Linked DNA regions of Mus musculus: region 1 is linked to region 2. The links are chromatin loops, found by intact Hi-C in ENCODE. Cell type or tissue: left cerebral cortex. All regions are shown on one strand. Each heading gives the region's core, and the rest is flanking DNA. Links, peaks and the distances in the headings are about the cores only. Region 1 has its middle 47 kb from the start of Gm15521. Region 2 holds the start of Ntm (neurotrimin).

What was found. A loop is a pair of places that touch in the nucleus more often than their neighbours do. Peaks named below come from ENCODE experiments on the same cell type or tissue, not always from the same donor. Only the 100,000 strongest peaks of a DNase experiment are listed, where the experiment ranks them.
Region 1: a loop joins it to region 2, with 12 times the contacts of the local background. A loop is called at or near these places in 6 of 42 quality-filtered maps.

What each region holds. Positions count from the first base shown.
Region 1 is chr9:29,584,629-29,587,538 of GRCm38, forward strand. It overlaps a transcript of Ntm not described here. Among named protein-coding and RNA genes, the nearest start is that of Gm15521, 47 kb to the right of the region's middle. In left cerebral cortex, for the core only: a CTCF peak has its summit at 1,521 (motif pointing left); DNase peaks (open chromatin) are centred at 1,535 and 2,537.
Region 2 is chr9:29,410,169-29,413,078 of GRCm38, forward strand. Ntm (neurotrimin) reads right to left here and starts at 2,517. Exons shown (of 7, transcript NM_001357602.1): 1 at 1,388-2,517. The coding sequence starts at 1,554. In left cerebral cortex, for the core only: CTCF peaks have their summits at 1,393 and 1,592; DNase peaks (open chromatin) are centred at 652, 1,060, 1,461, 1,659 and 2 more places; H3K4me3 peaks cover 2,500 bases; H3K27ac peaks cover 2,414 bases.

The DNA of each region.
Region 1 (2,910 bases), core at 222-2,721, 170 kb after region 2:
TGCGGGGGGAGGGCCACCTGGCTACTGCATGAGACTATATCTCAGAGAAGCAAAACCAAGAAGCAACGCCAAGGCTGACTTTTTAGAAGACACTTTGGTGGTAAAATGGAAACACATTGGCGACTATTGCTTTCCTTCTGTTGCATGGGGACTAGTGTTCACTGCTTTACTACCTGGACTCACTGAGCTTAAGAGCTCAGAGCTCTTAAGAGTAAGGGCTCTGTGGTTGCTGGTTGGCCATTTCACCTGCATTTCTTCACCAGACATGAATGGGAACACGACTCTACCAGAAATCCTCTAACCATCAGAGCTATGAAGACACTGAAAATTCACCCTCGGCACCATGGAGCTGCTGAGAAGTCTCATGACCCTAAGTGCCACAGTATCAATATAGGGGTCTAGATGGAGAGGGAGGAAACATTAAAGATGCCAGTCTAAGGTCTCAAATACTCAAATTAGTGCACAGAGAATAAATAATTTCTATCACTGTGAATTCTACAAATGCTAGACGTGAACACAATTACTCAGTCTTGCCCTTTCAGATGCTCACTCTTTGACAGGCACAGAACAACTTCCATCGTCCTCACAGCCACCCTGGTGAAGGAGGTGGGCATCAACCTCTTACTATCTCCTAGCAACCTGGGCTGAAACAATCTAGTTTGCCTAAGGCTTCATTCTTAGGTAGGTAGCTCCTGAGTTATGAACAGAGCTAAGTCTGAGCAGTCCTTGAGCCCAGGCCATTTTGACTATTTCAAGACTCTTGATGCTGGGCTATTCAGAGCAAATTCATCAGGAAGCACAGTTGTGTTGCCCTTTCTACTTTCTTCAATGGCCACTGCACTGTAATAGCTAACTCTTGATGGACTCTGGTGTCCAAAGCATGCTTGATAGCTATGTGCAGTGCTGTGTGTCAAAATCCTGACGACACACACTATTCTGTGGTTTCCCTTACTCCCTGCCCCATGTCCAAACAAAACAGAGATGCAGGCCAGAGAGAAACCCAAGAAAAGCTAAGCCAAGGACTCAGTGACTTTATGCTATTGCCACTCCCACATGGTGCTCTGATCCCCATACAAGCAGAGTCTCAAGTAAGTGAGAAGAAGGAAGGGAGGGAAGGAGGGAGGGAGGGAGGGAGGGAGGGAGGGAGGGAGGGAGGGAGGGAGAGAGAGAGGGAGAGAGAGAGAGAGAGAGAGAGAGAGAGAGAAAATGTTCCTCTGTCTGATTTGCTTTTCAGATGATTTTGCACTCAGCTGGAGACATTTTCAACCCAGAAAGTCATATGAGCGGTTGTGCAATGCTCTCAGGGCCTCGCTTGGCAGAGAAAGAGGTATCAGGGAGAGGGTAGCAGGTCACAGGAGGCACACTGTTTACAAAGCCACAAAAGGAGGATGAATAGATCTAGTTTGGTCCCCAAAGGCAAGGATGTAAATTTTCACAAATAACTCGGGAAGGTTTAGTTTGACCGATATTAATTCAAGAGAGCTCCTGATTTAGGTCTCTGCTTTGCTGCACTGCCCCCTGCTGCTCAGACTCCTCCATGGCTGCATTTGTTGGCTCTCGTACTGGTGAATGCCTAACAAGCTGGTGTCCTCATTTAGGTGTGTATATGGAGAATATCTAGGACATCAAATCCAGAACTTGACACCTGCAACAGTCTCTTTCCCTGATAGCTCTACTGAGAAGTCTCACGCCCTCGAATTACCTAGGATCGACTACAGTATCTTCACCACAGTAAACCCTTGACAGAGCTTGAATGACTATGAATTTGCTGTAACACAAATACCGAATGAATTCAGCTTGTAGCACCTTGCTCGTACATGTACATTATCATCGGAACTTCTTCAATCCGATCACTGGGATCTTCTAAGAAAGATGTATCAGGCAAAGTTAGCGTCGCCGTGTGAAGCGCCAAGTGCCAGAAGCTGCCTTGGCAGCCAGTATACTGGAGAGGCCCATCATTAATCACGATGACATGAGGTAATCTGTTGGCTGTGTCTTGTGAAGGCATGCCTGACATTACAGGATAACTAGGAGCTTGCCAGGTAGAGAAACATAGGGAAGGGGTTCTATGCAAAAGAGACAGGATGTCGATGGCAAGGATATGAGAAGTTGCAGGGGGCTTTCCAAAAAATTCCCATGGTACTTCTCAAAGTTGCACTGAGAGGCAGAACTGGTGATAAGCTGCTGTTTGGTAGGCCAGATGAAATAGAGCCCCCTATCTCCTGATTAAAATCCTTACTGTTGGAATAGATGGCTTGGTGGGTGAAATGAATTCCAGAGGTCAGATCCCCAGGGCCCACATCAAAGCTGAGCAGGCATGGTGGCCATCCTGTAATCCCAGCAGAGGAAGAGACAAGGAGTCCCTGGGGTAAGCTGGCTATCTATTCTAGCAGAAATTGGAGGTCCCTGGGCTCAGTATGAGACCCTGCTCCAATAAACATTAGTAGAGAAACAATTTAGAAAGACACCTGATGTCAACTTCAGCCTTCACATGAACACGCCCACATACTCACACAACTGTGCACGGAGGCACAAGGGTGTCTACCACAGATTCACATTCACACGCTCAGTGTCTCCTCACCCACAGACACTCAACAAAAGGCTTGTGATTATGCCACAGGCTGTGTAGTTTCATACACTTGTTCTATATTGGGAAGCGGCATGATTAGTTTGCCCTGGGAAGGATGCAGAGGGTGATTTGGGGTTAAAGAAGGAGACAGAGGTGGGGCCCCAGTTCAAAGTTCTGCATTTATTAGGGAATCAGGAAAATTTCGTGGTGATGTCAGTGGCCTGAGTAGCAAAGAGAAAATGACTGGGAGGAAGACTGGGGGTAGGGGTGAGGGTGGGGGTGCGGTGGGTCACAGAACACAGGCACATGTATCTGTACCAAAGACTGGAAGGCAGGATAGA
Region 2 (2,910 bases), core at 154-2,653:
TCTGGAACCGATGCATATTTAAAACCAGATAGTTCATCTTAATCTAAAGTAGTCCCTACAAAGTTCATTCATGTGACAATAAGTAACCAGGAGTTCCTTGGAGTCATAAGAGTTAGGTCCTCAAAGACAAAGGATTTGGGGATGTTTGCAGCCCCTTGTGTGGTTTCTTTAAATCACGTGTATTTTTTGAAAATGTCCTCACAACTCAACTCTGTAATATCAGCACTCACTCCCCAAGATCGTCTGTCCTGTGGGTACCCTGTGCACAGTCCACAGGTACTCCAAGCTCATCACTGATGGAACCAGGACATTTGGCACCAAGGCCAAGGTTCATTTCCCAAGAATCTCCACGTTAGAGGATGAAAATAGTTTCCTGTTGCCTGCAGTCAGTACCATTGGCCAGTTTTTAAAACTTTATTAAAAAGGACACACTAAGTCAAGGAGAGGTACGGAGAGTTGCTTGCTCCCTTAAAAATTCCAGAGATGAGAATTTCCCATTACAATCATCCGGCGTGTAGCCCTCCTGTGAGTGGTGTGGTTTTATCAACTGGAAATGGAGTCAGTGCTTCAGTAGCAATATCGCGAGGGAGACAGTCTTGCCCCACTTAGCACAAAATGTAGCTAAGATTCTTCTCCTCCTCCTCCCCAGAGCTTGCAACCCTCAACCCCAGAACCGACCCAACACAACACTAAAGCTTAGGGTTTGCTGAGTGCCAAGTTTTGTACATGCTGCTTTGGTGAGCATGCATAACAATCAGAGCACGGTCCACTCGTGTAGAAGGCATTCTCCACAGACAAATCACAGTCCATGGTACCAGTGTCCAAAAGCCACATTCAGACAGGAAATCACATCTGCCTCTGCCCACCGTATCATGGAACAGACAACCCAGGAAAAAAACGTTAGTAAAATCCAGGCTCAGGAAAAGAGGTTTTTTTTTTTTGCAGAGTCCAGACCCTGTGGCAACTCTCAATGGCACGGGTAGTGCGAGGGCATCCACACCAAGCCAGATCCCTGCTTTGGGACTCATTAACTTCAGCAGGGAGATCATCCATGCTGAGTCTCAGCCAAGCCCCAGGTCACCATAGCTGTCAGGCTCGGGAAAAGGCAGTAGCAGGACCATTGGCTTCAAAATAAGACAGCTATCCCTCACCTTTAACAAACCCTTGGGTCAAAGGAGCCAGGTTTGGAAAGCACAGCTCTCCCCTAGCATTACCCTGAGGTTGCCACATTCCTTGGTAGAGCAGTTAGCTCATCCAGGAATTGTGCAGCGCAGCAAGCTAGGGATCTCTCCACTAGCCCTGGCTTGCTCCAGAGCACACACCCGCACCCCTGCCCCTTTGCCCCAGCCGAAACAAATCATCATTTAGTAGAGTGGCAGTTCCCTACCTGAGGGTGGCGCTCTCCCCCTGCCTGACCGTCACGTTGTCCATAGCTTTGGGAAAGGTGGCATCTCCGCTACGCACCGGCACTCCTGTGGGTACAAGGAATAGCAGCCTGAGAGACACGACCACGAGGCACTTCCAGGGCAGGAACAGGTACCCACAGACCCCCATTCTCGACAGCCACAACTTCCCAGAACTCCGGTAGTGGCACGCACACGCCCCCCGGGCGAGCACAGGAAGTGGGTGGGGTGGGGAGTGAGCGCGGGGACCCAGCGATGAACTAGCGGCGACCGCGCGATGCACTGGGAGGAGAAAAGCGCGCAGACTCCTCCAAGTCTAATATTCCTCCCCTAAATCCAGCCTCAGCTCGCAGCCTCCGAGAACCAGTTTCCACACACATCCGAGGCGGACTTTCTCCGTGCTGCCTGTAGCCAGGAAGGTGGCCAGGAAGGAGAAGCGCAAGGCAGGCAAGCAGGCGCACAGGTGCGGGTCTCAGAAGCTGCCTCTTCCCCGTAGCAGTTCAGGCATGGCACTTTGGACAGGAGTAAGCACTTTGGTATCCAACGGGGTTGTGGCTGGGTTGAATCCAGCTACCCAGATGTGGTCTACGATTCCTCAGTCGAACGAGAGGAAATCCAGCACTTTCTTAAGTTTCAGAGCAAGGCTCGGCGCCAGAAACAATCTGGAACAATAGCAGATGGAAAGTAGAGCACGCAAGAGGCGGCACGGAGGGAGCAAGGAGGCGCCTGCTAAGCCGGCTTCCTGCAATCCGGACTCGGGAATCCTGCCGCAGAGCCACGGTCAACTTGCTCAGAGCCCAGATTCGCGCTGCAGCTTGGGCTGTCTCTGCAGCGCAGCAGCAAGGTTGGAGCGGCGCGGCAGGGGCGGACCGCAGCGGTCCCTAGCCCGCTCTCTGGCTCGCTGCAGAAGACGAAGCGCAGTCGGCACCACCGGAGCCGCGGACGCCACGCTCAGCGGCCGCCCCCGGCCTCCGCGCTGCCTTCCTCCCGGGAGCAGCCCCGACGCGCGCGGGCCCCGACCGCCGGGGTTGTCATGGCAGCAGCTCCATCCCTGACCGCCACTTTCTCTCCTTGCCGACTCCAAGCGATCCGGCTGGCGGGAGGCACGGACTGTGCGCTCATCCTGGCGGGTGCGGGGCGCGGGCGCCCACCTTAACCCCCGCCGCGCCGGGCCAGGGCAGGGCGGTGTACCACCTCTGGCCACCGTTTTAACCATTTCCGGATTTGAAGAGCTAGCTCTTCGCAATTAAGAAGACAAAGTTACTGTGAGGTCTTAATAACCCTAGACATCTTAATAAGGGTCACAAACTAACTAGGAAGAGAAGAGCCTGCAGCATGCATATGTGCACCTTTAAAATGGTCAAATTAATTCTATCAGCATTGAGAGTACATTTACAACGTTAGGAAGATGCTTTAAATAATCTCATTTTTATTCAATGTTACACCACCCTTTGCACTACACCCACCCTCTTAAAACCCCGCAGACTCAACACAGCCATTCTAAGAG